2 separate regions of the Mus musculus genome follow, and region 2 is linked to region 1. A link is a contact called in ENCODE Hi-C or POLR2A ChIA-PET data. All regions are on one chromosome and are shown on one strand. Each heading gives the region's core, a stretch centred on a gene start or an enhancer-like site at or near the end of the contact. The rest is flanking DNA. Distances are from core to core; before and after follow the strand shown.

What was found. Hi-C counts contacts between places; a loop is a spot of excess contacts on that map. ChIA-PET counts read pairs that join two places held with the same protein, here RNA polymerase II (POLR2A).
Region 2: a map of left cerebral cortex shows a loop between it and region 1 (10-fold over the local background). The contact joins the promoter of Atmin here to the promoter of 1700030J22Rik in region 1. A Hi-C loop is called at or near these places in 26 of 37 maps with a recorded cell type or tissue (Patski, T-helper 1 cell, T-helper 17 cell and 9 more). POLR2A ChIA-PET finds 5 or more read pairs at or near these places in 4 of 5 experiments (Patski and embryonic stem cell).

What each region holds. Positions count from the first base shown.
Region 1 is chr8:116,975,160-116,981,891 of GRCm38, reverse strand. 1700030J22Rik (RIKEN cDNA 1700030J22 gene) reads left to right here and starts at 2,933. Exons shown (of 3, transcript NM_027103.3): 1 at 2,933-3,113.
Region 2 is chr8:116,940,369-116,947,126 of GRCm38, reverse strand. Atmin (ATM interactor) reads right to left here and starts at 3,734. Exons shown (of 4, transcript NM_177700.4): 1 at 3,377-3,734. The coding sequence starts at 3,700. Cenpn (centromere protein N) reads right to left here. Exons shown (of 12, transcript NM_028131.3): 11 at 6,557-6,683; 12 at 5,624-6,292. The coding sequence ends at 6,210. It also overlaps a transcript of Cmc2 not described here.

The DNA.
Region 1 (6,732 bases), core at 1,684-4,183:
TGTTCCAGTGTCTGGTGCTAGGTATACCACTGAGGTGTACTGTGCCTAACCATGTGAAATGATTAAAGAGAAAAAAAAATAGAAGTCTGGTGTGGTGGTGCACGCCTTTAATTCAGGAGGCAGAGGCAGGCGGATTTCTGAGTTCCAGGACAGTCAGGGCTACACAGAGAAACCCTGTCTTGAAAAACCAAAAAAAGGAAAGGAAAAAAGAAAAGAAAAAAAAAAAGAAATTAGGCCAGGGGCTAGAGGGGTCAGTGGTTAGGAGGGCTTGCTGTTCCTGCTTCTTGCAGACAACCTGGGGGTTGTTTCCAGCACCCATGTGGTAGCTCAAAACCATCCCTAACTCCAGTTCCAGGGGATCTGATGCCTTCTATTTCTGAAGGAATCACAGGCACATAAGATGCTCAAGCTCAGGGCGAGGTTTACCCATGGTTCTCTGTGTGCATTGACCTTTAGAGAGGGGAATAGGTGTCAACTGGTCAGCAGTGCACACGGTGTGTCTGCACATGGTCAACAGTGCACAAGGTGTGTCTGAACTTCCATCCTGTTCAGGTTTCTATTTAGTAGCCATAGACACTAGAACTTTCTGAAACTGGCTTAAACTGTTGTTTACAACTCAAGTGCACTTACTGCCACCGTAGTTTCTGAAAGCTGATATGGCGCACTCTAACGTCAACTATAAAAATGCTGACTGGGAGTTTGGGATTACACATGCACACTGATATGAATGTATAACTGGCTTGGTGTCTCCCAACACTTAGAAGGTGGAGACCAGAAGGTCAGGAGTTCAAGGTCATCTTTTAGCTACAGATCCCATGGCCAGCCTGGGCTCAGATGAGCTCAAATAAAAACAAACTCCACTACCAAACCAAACCCCTCGGTGACACCCCCCACCCTCTCAAGGAAAGTGGGTAGACTGCTCTAGCATATCTCCTCGGACTACAGCATGCAATTCTATACTTATTTGCTTTAGCCTGGCTCTCATGTAGTCCAGGCTGAACTGGAGGGTAGAGAGTCAAGGACCACCTTGACTCCAGAGTTTCCTGCTTTCAACTTCCATGGGCTGGACTAAAGGCATGCACCACCACACCTGGCATACTTTCTTTCTTTGCCATTTTTTCTTTAGTCTTTGTCTATTTTCTTAACATCTTTGAATGTTTTCAAAGAATTAAAACCTCAGAAATATAGTAGGGGGAAGGGGGGGCTGGTGATGGAGAGATGGTTTAGTGGTCAAAAGCTCTGGCTGCCCTTCCAAAAGACCTGGGTTCAGTTCCCAGGATCTGCATGGATGTTTATGAATGCCTCTAACACCAGTTCCAAAGTATCCGATCCCGCTTTTAACCGCCATGGACACCAGGCATGGAAGTAGTGCACCGACACACATTCATCCAGAATGCCAATACACTTAAAAAATAATTAAAGTTAAAAAAAAAAATTGTTCACAAGGTATTAAATCGTAAAACTCCACAAAACAAAGCAACACTTTGGAGGCTGACTATGTTGGGTTTTAGTAGAACCACTAGAGGGCGCCCCACACAGTATCTGGTATGAAAAAGACCAGTGGTATGGAACTGCAGACTCTGCTGCAGCAGACTGGAAAATTTGACCTGCCCCCTTCCCCACCCCCACTTCTGAGCTTTTCTGTGGCTGTTGAAAAGACTTGTCTACCTTCGGTTGTAAAGATCATGGTTGAGTGGCCAGGTCTGGTGGCATGTGCTTGTAATTCCAGCATTCAGAGACAGAAGGAAGCTGTTGGAGGCCAGACTAGACGTCATAGTGAAAGCCTACCTCAAAACACCGAGGAACGGAGACACATCTTGGTGACAGACTCGCTGTCTAGCAGGCGAACCTAGAAAACAATGAAAGAGTGTGTCTTTATGACTGTCCAGTATGAACATGGTGTACATACATATACACAGGCAGAACACTCATACGCATAAATCCAAAAATACATAGAAAATTTTAGAAATATGTGTCATAGCCCATTAGATACGCTGGTATAGCAATATAATTACAATATCTATCATATATGCTTGTTAAAGTATTTCCCTCATATATATGGGGGAAATAACAAATATTCACAGTCTAGAAGAGGACTTTGTTCCAACTTCATGTGTCATATACATCACATCTTTAGAGGCCGTTAATGCTATAAATCTATGCTATCGATTGTATATATGCTATACTGTATATATATTATATAATGCTATAAGTGTAAAAAGTAGTAATTCTTAGCCATTTTTTCCAAAAGCCTTTGACTCAGCCTGCTTTTGGAGACTTGTTTTCTTAATACTTTTTAAACCAGAAAGCAAAGGGACCTTGGAACTAGACATGAGTTGGGCACCAAGGGCAGCATAGTGGAGAAGTGGGCGGCCCCCTCGCGAGAAACTGCTGCTTCTGCCCCACTAAAGTGGGCAGCACCAAAAAGAACAAAACCAGAAATCCTTCCTGTCAGCAGGTGTGGAAGCCCACGCCCTCGATCCCTTCAATGTTGATTTAGGACATCGAGGAAGGAGGGTTGCCATGAGTTCGAGACCGCACCAGGCTACAAAACAAGGAAGACTCGGTCTCAAAATTATGCAACTAGGAATGAGTCGTCCCGCGAAGTTCTGCTCTCGCTTTCAACACGGGATCCCAAGAAGGAAGGGACGATTCTGCCCAAAGGAAGAAGTGGCCAAATCTCCAGACACTGTTTGTGTGGCCTCTGAGGCATTCCTTCTAGAAGGCAAAAGGCTGTTGCAGCGCAACTTGGCCGCCCAACGTCGCCAGTGCCTGCGAAGCTCTCGAAGCGTCTGGCAACGCGGCACCTAGCAACCACGCACAGAGCGACGGGAATGCTCCTTAGCCCCGCCCTCAGAGGGGACTCCGCCCTTGAGCTGGTTTGTTGCGGGGTTACGTCACTTCCGGCATGCCTGCACCTAGGCCCGCCTCCGACGCGGCCGTAACCTAGGGCAACAGCCCGGCTCTTGGGGGCCGCGACTTGCCGCTCCGGACCTTCCTTACCTCGCGGCCCCGTAGGAGCGTCTGAGTGGCTGTGGCCACGTCCTCACCCCGGGGAACACTCCCTAGACACTTCACGGGCGGCAGAGCCGCGGAAGGAAGCAATCTTCAGGGTGGGTAAGCGAGACGAAGATGGGGTACGGTTCTGGGGTAGCCTGGACTGGGCGGGGCCTAGGGAGCCGCTTGGGCCTCAGGGAGGAGCCGTTTGATAGGCGTGGTCTGTGGGGGCGTGGTTGAGGTTTCAATGGAAGGAGCTTGATGCAGCCCTCTTGATCTTCTGAAGGAAGGGTAAACTCTCAGCTTGTAGCGTGTAGGGAGCCTCTTGGAGGGAGGGAAGGAACTTATGCGGCATGAAGGAGTGTGCAGGGACTATTAGTAAAAGGGAGAAACCAGGTGGGAAGGCGTGGGCGCGAGATTCCGTCTGCCGTGAGCCTTGGGAGCCCTCAGAAGGCCATCCTTTCAGGACCCAGCCCTTAGTGAATTCAGAGAGCCGGAAAAAAAGGGGCGGAATGAAACCCCGTCCAAAACAGAAATCTAGAACCTAGGCAAAAATGAAAAAGGGCACGAGTTGGAAATGGTTGACATAGAAATGGCACACGCCCTACCCTGCAAGTGGAATTATTGGCTGTTGTAAGTTGCTATGTGGGTGCCAGGAACGAACGTGGGTCTTTGGCAAGAGTAGCAAGTGCTCTTAACTGCTGAGCCATTTCTCCAGCCCTCAGTCACCTTATTTTTATTTATTTATTTATTTATTTTTTTTTTTTTGAGACATGTTCTCTCGCTGAACCCAGAGTTCACTGATTTGGCTAGCCTGGCTAGCTGGCAAGCTCTAGGAATCCTCCTGTCTCTGCTTCCTGGCGCTGGAATTAAAGGCTTTCATTCATTATAGCAATTGGCTTTTTGTGTGGGTACTGGGGCCCTTAACTCTGTTTTCTCTACCTGTGTGGCAAGCACTGTATGACGGAGCCATCTTCTTTCTCAAGCCCATTCGAGAAGAAATGCATGGGCTTGTAAGCCAGGAAGCCTAACCTGAAAATGGTAAGCTTCAGGCTCACTGAGAAACTGTCTCAAGGGACTAAGGCAGGTGAGGAAGAGAGCAGGGGTACCTGATGTGCACACCATGTGTGTAAAAACACGAGTTTAAGAAAATGGAAAAATATGGGCTGGAAAGATAGCTAAGGAGTTTAAGAGCACTGGCTGCTCTTGCAGAGGGCCCAGGTTCAATACCCAGAACCTACATGGTAGCTCATGACTAACTCGAGTTCAGAGGATCCAATGCTCTTCTCTGGTCTCCTAGCATGCAGGGCTCGCAGCCTGCGGTACACAGACATGCTGGCAAAACATCCATACATATAAAAAAAATTTTTAAATAAGGAAAGAAAGGTAGCAATACAGACCTCCTGCATTCTAACAGAACAGTAAATTGGTATATAATTTGTGAGAAATCACAAGCGAGCCATTTAAGTACTTGGCTTAATCCCAGCACTTAAGAAACAGAGGCAGAGCCGGGCATTGTGGCGCATGCCTTTAATCCCAGCACTTGGGAGGCAGAGGCAGGCAGATTTCTGAGTTCGAGGCCAGCCTGGTCTACAAAGTGAGTTCCAGGACAACCAGGGCTACACAGAGAAACCCTGTCTCAAAAAACAAAACAAAACAAAATAAAAAAACAAAAAAAGAAGCAGAGCCAGAAGGATTGCTCCAAGTTTAAGGCCAGCTCTGTCTCAAAACACATTAGAGCGGCTGGAGAGATGGCTCAGTGGTTAAGAGCACTTGTTTTGCAGAGAACCCAAGGTTTGATTCCCAGCAACTACGTGGTGGCTCTCAGTTGTCTGTTATTCTAATGCTGTCTTCTGGTCTCTGAAGTACAAGGCACACATGGAGTGTACATATGTAGGCAAAACACTCATACACACAACACAGATAAACCTAATACAATTTAATTTGTTTGTATTTCTTAAGTGTTCACCTGTATGTGTGTGTGTGTGTAGCACATATATGCAATGCTGCCAAGGGAGGGAATCAGATTCTCTGGACCTGGAGTTACAGACAGTTGTGAATTGCCATATGGGTGTTGGGAACTGAACCTGGGTCCTCTGCAAGAGCAACAAATGTTCTTAATTGCTGAAGGACCGCTCCAGTCTCCCAAATAATAAACAGACAAACAAATCTTTACAGTATTCTTTTGTTTGTTTGTTTGTTTGAGACAGGGTTTCTCTGTGTAGCCCTGGCTGTCCTGGAACTCACTCTGTAGACCAGGCTGGCCTCGAACTCAGAAATCTGCCTGTGCTGGGATTAAAGGCGTGCGCCACCACGCTCGGCAAAACAAACAAATCTTAAAAAGAAAACCGAACCAAAACAAAAAGATGAAACCACACATCTCTGGCTTTGGTGATTTTATTTTTATTTTGGCAGTGCAGGCAGGGGGAGGGCGATGAGGGAAGATTGAGACAGGCCTTGACTGCCTCCTGCCTCAGCCTCCCACAATGGGGGGACAGACATGCGCTGTCATATCTAACTCTAGTTGATGCTTGTGTTTTGTCAACTGTTAATGTGATTAGATGAAAGGAACAGTAGCAGAAGTTGAAGGTGTGTTTATAGTCGGAAAACTTAAAATTGAAGCCATGAACTAACTGACTCATTCACTGTTAATTCTAAGGCTGGAAAGGAGAGCACCTCTGCTCTTACAGAGGACCCCATCTGGTACCTCATAACTGCCTGTATCTCCAGTTCTCAGAGCAGCAATGTCTCTGGTCTCAATGGGCACGCACAGCCCAGCACTTGCAAACTACCACCCCCCTCGGTACACTCACACTCACGCAATATACTTAAAATAATAAAAAAAGTTATCAGTGCAATTGGGCGTTTATATGTTAGCATACATGTATCACGGGACTGTGCCTAGGCTTGCATGTGGCGGGCACAAGACAGCTTCCTGGAGTTGATTTCCGCTTCCACCTCCTGTTTTTTTCTGTTGTGCTGTGTATTCTAGGCTGGCTGGCTAATGAGCTTCCAGGAGGTTCTACAGCCAGTGCCTTCCATTTCACTGGGAGTGTGGGAGGAGTTACAGACCGAGCTCAGTGTCTGTCTGTCTCTCTCTCAATTAAATCCTGTGGCTTCTGGGGATTGTGCTTGGGTCATCAGGTTTGTACTGTGAGAGCTTTTACCTGCCAAGTCATCTCACTGGCCCTGAATTTTTTTTTTAATTAGGAAAAGGGCAGCCACATTCTCTTGCTGTGGAACATTAGTTTCTGCCTGAGAAACCTGAGTGTTCTCAAGTGGCGTATAATGAATTGCGATGCAGTGATCTGACCACACTTTGACCAGTTTCCCCTCCGTCAAAGGAGCCAGTGCAGGTCCTGGGTAACGTACAATGCTGTTTATAAACAACTCCCGAATTTCCTGTGCTGCAGTGTAATGGAGTGCAGCTGGGCTGTCTTCTTAGACCCTCGTGGGGTCCAGTGTCTGCTGCATCGTGGGGCTCACCCTAAACTACTTTCTTCATCCTTTGCTGGTCCTCACTCTCAGTCTGCACAGACACCTTCAGATTCTTTTCAGGACAGGCACAGCTGGAAAGGGCTCCTGGGATTGTGAACTGTGGCTGGATGGCAGGATCCGTTCCTCTTTGTGATGCAGACGCAGGCATTTTCAGGTTCCCCAGGCTTTGGCTGTGCACTTCCCCTTGCAAGGTCTTGCTCTGTGTTCAGGGCTAGAAGATACTGCTGGTGTGCAGGA
Region 2 (6,758 bases), core at 2,485-4,984, 36 kb after region 1:
CTGGAAAAGAGCCCCGGACAGAAGGAGGAGGGGCCGGGGAGGTGGCTTGGTGGTCAAGAGCATTTGCTGATCGTGCAGAGTTCGGTGTCTAGCACCCATGTGGCAGCTGGAAGCTCACATCCACCAGTAACTCCAGCTCCAGGGGACCCAGTGCTGGCTTCTGGCCTTGGTAAGCATCCATGCTTTTGACATGCACACACACACACACACACACACACACACACACAAATGAGAAAATAAAAATACTTTAAAGAGCAGAAAAGGGAGGGCAAAGGGTGTGTGGCTGAAGAGCAGAGTCAAGAAGACCATAAAGATGGTGGCAGAAGCTGCCTAGCACCTCACGGCCCTAGCCGAAAGCACCCGAGGAGCCCACTCTAAACCGGAAGTCAGTATTCGTCATAAGAGATGGTTTACGGAGCAGCTTGCCGCAACCTTTCTAAGTCGCTGGCCACATACCCCTGTCTGAAGCAGAACACAGGATCACTATGCTGGCGGGGCTTTGCTAACAGGTTCTGGAAGTGCCCCCCTGCGCCCTGCCTGCCCTGCTTTCAAATGCCTCTCCAGCAGCCAGGCAGCTCCTACTTCCTCCCACTCTTCCTCTGGATCATTTTAGCTCTCTCTCCACTGCATCATCGCTCTCTGCTGAGCCCACTGCAGGCGCGGCTGGCTGATGACATGTCCACACTTCCTTTCAGGGCGTGGGACATGGCCATTTATTTTGAGAAGCCGCATCAAACCAAAGGCGGCCTGCAATCCCTCGGCCTGATTGGCCGTGCTTCCGAAGGGCTTGAGTATTATCAGGCTGCGGGGTAGATTAGAACATAACGACCATACAACAACTGGTAGGGGAGAGAGACTATCACAGCCAGGGAAATAGAAACAAGGAACGCAATCAGAATCACTCAAGTAGCTGTAGCCAAGACAATGAGAATTCTCATTGAGTTGAAGAAACTCAGCTAATACGGGGCTGCAGAGATCAATCATGTTTCCCCAAACACTAGGGCCTTCTTTCTGGGGACCATGTGTCCTCATGACACTCTCTTCTTTCCTCATAATATTCTGAGGATAACACATGTCAAGAATTGAACTGAAAAGCCTCTGGGTAGCGGCTAGCGGCTAGCTTGAGGATGCACATAGCTGTGACTCTGAGGCCTTACCACAAAAGTATGGCTATGTCACACAGGCCCCTGCATTAGAAAAAAATAACAGACTCCCTTTCCATCAGACAACAGATGCTTAGGAGCTGTGGGGCCCTGAGGTTACCAAGGCAGAGGCTACAAGGAAGTGAGCTGCCGGACAGGGAAACAACAGCCATAGGAAACCCTGAGGCAGTTTAAATACTGCTAAACAAAGCTTCCAGAGACCAAGCAGGAATCTTCTCCCAACAGCCCGTCTTTCTGTTGTCCAATATCTGGGTTCAGGAGTGGGCCAGGCCGTTCACTGCTGTCTCTAGATAAGAGAATCTGAAAAGCGGATGAAGAGTCTGGGAAGAATGACACACAGGCCCTAGGCCAGAGAGGACTCTGGTACTCCGACATACTCAAATCTGAATAAACATCTGACTGCTGATGTCCACACTTGCTGGAGCAGGTCATGGTGGCACACACTGTAGTCCCAGCGCTTGGGGGTAGGCAGGAACACTCCCAGTAAGTTTAGGCTACTCTGGTCTACAGAGTGAACTCAGGCTAGACAGGGTTCCATAGCAAGACCCCGCCTAAGAACTGAACTGAACCAAACCAAACCTGTACTGGCTCAGACATGTTCTTCCTGTCACGTGTCATACCTGCCCTCCTGTGTATTTCTGAGCTGTGAGCACCAATCTAATGTACATTATCACACCACTTCACCACAGCCAGTGGCATCTCTGTGCTTCCAAGGCAGAACCAAGTTGTAGGGGTACAGTGCTCCCCCAATAGCAGGTCCAGATTAAAGAACAAACACTTCGCTAAGAAATGCTGGCTAGAATCACTGTGGCCAACACCAAGGATGCCCTTGGTCAGAGCAGCAGCTTTGTTTTGTGATCAGAAATCACCCGGGGCTGGAGCTGAAGCTGGAGCCCAGAAGAGTGCTTGCCTAGAAAACCTGGGTTTGGTCCCAAGCACTGAATAAAAATGGGCATGATGATGCATGCCGGCAGCCTCAGCATTTAGGAGACTTCAGGAGCATTTAGGGCAGGAGGATCAAGAGTTCAAGGTTATCCTCAGCTACATGGTGAGTTTGAGGATAGTTTGGGCTATACAAGGACATGAACTATCCTATCAGCAAGGGGGACAACACTGAAGGCTGGTGACCGTTGTTGAATGCAAGTTGTAAGGAGCTGAGGGATTAGGCCATGGAATTATTACAGGCACACTCACTCTCCACCCCCCTAAATCATGGTGAGAGAAAGAGAGAATTTAACATTTAGGATGAAAGAGGAAGCTTCAGGTTGGAGCCTGTAGTGAGTTGTGTTCTGGAACGAGGCTCAAACCTTTACACAGAACTTCCTCAGCTTGCCCCTGCTGACATTTCCTGACTGACCTTTCCCTGACATCACTGTTGCCTTTTGTTGGCCTTACTACACTTATTGGCCTTACTACAGAGTAAAACCTAAAAGTTACAGTTGGGGAGTTCTCAGGGGTGGGGGTGGGGGATGCCCACGGTGAATTCACCTGCAGGTCAGAGAGATCCTGCAACCCTCCAAGTAATGACTCAAATCTGACCAGGGGAAAGGCGCACAAAACTGCTTTCAGTGACTTGCGTTTTCCAGTTGGAGCACTGGGGGCACTGAGATCTGACGGTGAAAGGAAGCTTTCTACTGTAAAAGCTGAGCAGCTGTGACTTAACAGGTCTGGCATGGGGGCCCTAACATCTGATTTCCTCCCCCAAGCTTCCAGAGTATACCATGGGTTTGAAAGCCACCGTCCCCATTTATGTAACACGGAGAGGTCTTGGTCAGACATCCGTCATACCAGCTACCGGTGAACCTCCTCCTTACAGATCCACGGGAGAAACCTCCCTCCCCTCTCCTTCCTGCGCAGAGTTGATCTCAGCAGCCTCGTGAAACTTGCAGCTCAAGTGCCCAGAGTCCAACCCAACCCGCAGCCGCTTTTGAGTGACCAGGTAGGACCCACCGGCAGTTTCGTGGGAGGGGCGGAAAGCCTGCGGGGTTGCATCTGGGTGCCTTGGCGACATCACCTGTCGCTCATCCTTGGAACCTGAGTAAACAGGCAGGCTCCCCGAGGTGTTGTGGGCACGCCACCGAGAAGCTGCTTGCCCGGTGCGTTGTGCGCGCTCCCCCGCGCTCTCGCCGTGCTCGGTCGGTCGGGCGCAGGTGGCAGGGCACGGCGCAAACCCCGCACACCCCGCGCCCGCGTCCCCGCCGCGGCCCGCTCACCTGCAGTCGGTGGCTCTTGACGAGGTGCATGTTGAGCGCAGGGCTGTTGGGCAGGATCTTGCCGCAGCCGCGCACGGTGCACAGAATATTGGTGCGCACAGCCCGGGACAGCTCGCTCACAGTCGGCTGGATCAGCTCCCGGGCCGGTGGCACCGGGGCCGCGGCCCGAGCCCTGGCCGGTCTCGGCCGGCTGCCTTGCAGTCGCGACTCGGGCGGCCTCCACGGGCTAGAGGCGGCGGCGGCTCCCCGCGTGCTCGCCGGCGTGGCCGGGACACCCGGGGCCGGACCCGCAGAATCGGCCGCCGCCGCCTCCGTGGCCGCCATGGCTCCCGCACGGCCGCCAGGCCCCTCTCGCAGTGCCCGCCCCCGCCGCAGCCACTTCCGGCAGGGGGCGGGGCCTCCGGGCTCATTAGCATCCGGCCGGTCGGTGGCCGCAGCGCCGCCCGCCGGCCGCGGCGAGCGCGTGTTGGAGGTTGAAGTCCCATGTGCTGGGAGAACAGGTGAATTGGATAGGTTCCATGAACCCACACTTTCTACTTCCTAGGGACCTGAGCTCAGGCAACAGCTGGATAGAAGAGAAAGAGATGCTTTCAGGTTTAACCTTTTTTTTTTGACCGTTGATTTATTGTTATTAGGAATAAATTTTATATTGTAGACTATTTGATTAGCATGCTTAAGGCCCTGGATTTGATCGGTAGCACACTAAAAACAAAACAAAACAAACTTATCTTATTCTTTGAGGCCCCGCCTGGCCTCAGAATCCCCATATAATCAAGGAGTCCTTGAACTCCTTATTCTCTTACCACTACCTCCATACTCCTGGGGTTTTACTAAGCCTAGTGGTAGCGTTAAAGATTGAACCCAGTGCCTTAGACGTGTACTCTGCCAGCTGAGCTACAGCCCAGCCCCCACAGACTAATTCTCTCTTATCTCTGAAGAGGGAAGAGTCTGAGGTGGATCTAGTCGGCTGAAAGCAAGGTGTCAGCTGGGCTTGTTCTTCCAAGGATCTTGCCTTTTTCAGCGTCTAGAGGTCACCTGCATTTCTTTGCCAATGGGCCTTCCTTTACACCAAAATCAGGAATGGGAAGTTGAGTCTGTCACATTTCATAACCGACATCTATCGTCATCATGCCACCTACTACATTGGACCTGGGTATCACAGGGCCAATGGGCTCAACTGCAGAGTCCCTTTGCCTTGGGGACATACTCAGACTCCAGGAATTCTGAAGCAGGCATTTTTGAGAATTGTTCAGCATGACGCTAGGCTTTCTTGTTCAGATTCCAGGTCCAGATTCCTGCCAACTGTACCAGGGAGAGTTACGAAGTAGAATAAATACCCCAGCAAGTGCAAGGGCTTCGGCAGTTCCCATTCAGCCACTCATGAACCTTGTGGGCAGAATGACTTCTTTGTATGTGACTGACTGGTCGGGAGAGTGGTCAAAGGGAGCTAGTGGGGCTAGGGGGATGGCTCTGTGGTTAAGAGCACTTAATGTTCTTACACAAGACAGGTTTGATTCCAAGCACCCAAATGGTGGTTTACAACCATCCATAACTCCAGTTCCCAGGCACGAATGTGGTATACATACACAGATGCAAACAAAGCACTCATACAAATAAAATCAAACCATCCCCCCTCCCCCTTAAAAAGGTATGTATGGAGGAAATGTCTTTAAGCCTTAGTTAGGGTTTCTATTGTGATAAAACACCGTGACCAAAAAGCAAGTTGGGGGAGGAAAGGGTTTATTTGGCTTAGACTTCCAGATTGTAGCCCATCACTGGAGGAAGTCAGGACAGGAACTCAAACAGGGTAGGGATCCGGAGACAGGAACTGATGCAGAGGCCATGGAGGGGCGCTGCTTACTGGCTTGCTCAGCCTGCTTTCTTATAGAACCCAGGATCACCAGCCCAGGGATGGGACCATCTCTCTCATCAATCACTAATTAAGAAAATACCCTTCAGCCTGAAAATACCCTTGCCTGCAGCCTGATATTAGGAAGGCATTTCCTGAAACTGAGATTCCCTCCTCTCAGACAACTCTAGCTTGTATCAAGTTGACGTGAGAACTTGTCAGCACAAAGCCCAAATACTCAGATCACTGAGGGACGAGGGAAGCGCCTGACATGTCTGACCAAGCTAAAACTTAAAATGGTTCCATATCGGATGACCCACAGCCTGTACACATTACTGTATAAGTATTACTTAGTCCTTTCACGACTATTTGTATATTCATCCAAAGGAACTGATAATGCGTTTGTCAGTATCTTTATTCACAGATCAGTGATGCTCAGTTTCAGTGTGCCATGGATAAAAGATCACGAGAAGCATATGTATATTAGGAATATGTATAATAGAGAAGTTGTTTTACACAAAGAGGCCGTTAGATATGCAGCCTTGCGTAGTAGCCTCCAGCTTCCCTCTGACTCTCCTAGTTTGGGGTTGGGTAGCTTCTTGGTTCTTCTGTGATCAAGGGTGTGTAACAGAGATCCCACAGGGACGGACTTCTGAGGAGAAGCAGCAGCGGGAGGAAGGACAGGAGGTGCCTACAGAGTCAACCCATGCTCCACTTCTGTGCGTGCCAGGGTTGAGGCCAACCTGCAGCCTCCTGCGTGTGCGTGCACATATTTATCACTTGTCAAATGCCCACAGCTGCTGCACTTAATAGACGGGAAGAGAGAGGGCATGCACGGATGAAGGACAGATGCAGTCCCAATCGTTCATTAAAAACACCGAATGTCCGACGCCAAGGATTGGCTTCTAAGACACAAGACTGTACACAGAAGCTGGTCGGTTATAACTGGACCTGCATGTGCAGCGGAAGCCAAGCCATATGTATTCATTTATCTCTAATTTTAAAATAATTCATTTTCTTGCTCGGTATGCAGGTGAGCAGGGGAGAAAGTGGTGCATCTGCAATTCCTGAAAACAAGAAAACGAAACATAAGAATGACCACGGGGACACTCAGTCTAAACACGGCTACGGTCAGAAAGAGTTATGGGCACCTTCTCCTACCCCCTAATAGGCACAGACACGAAAAGGGGAAAAGGGCTGGAGGGGAAGCAGACTGGAGAGGAGGGAGGGCTCAGAGGGAACCGGCTTACAGGGAACCAGATGGCCATCTCCCGAGAAGCAACAGCCACTGGTGATATCTGGCTGGCCCGTGACATAAACTGACCACTTACCGGCTGGAGCTAAGGATTTCAAGGCTTCCAAAAGATGTGGACTGGAGAACTTTACAAGGCACCGGAAGGGCTCTTTCCTGTCGGCCAAGAGGCCCCCACCTATGTTACTCTTGAACTTGGTTTCCAGCTGTCAAAAATATATGTATTTGTAAATGATGGTTAAGTTCTGGGATCAGCTGGGATGGTGAGAGATAATGAACCA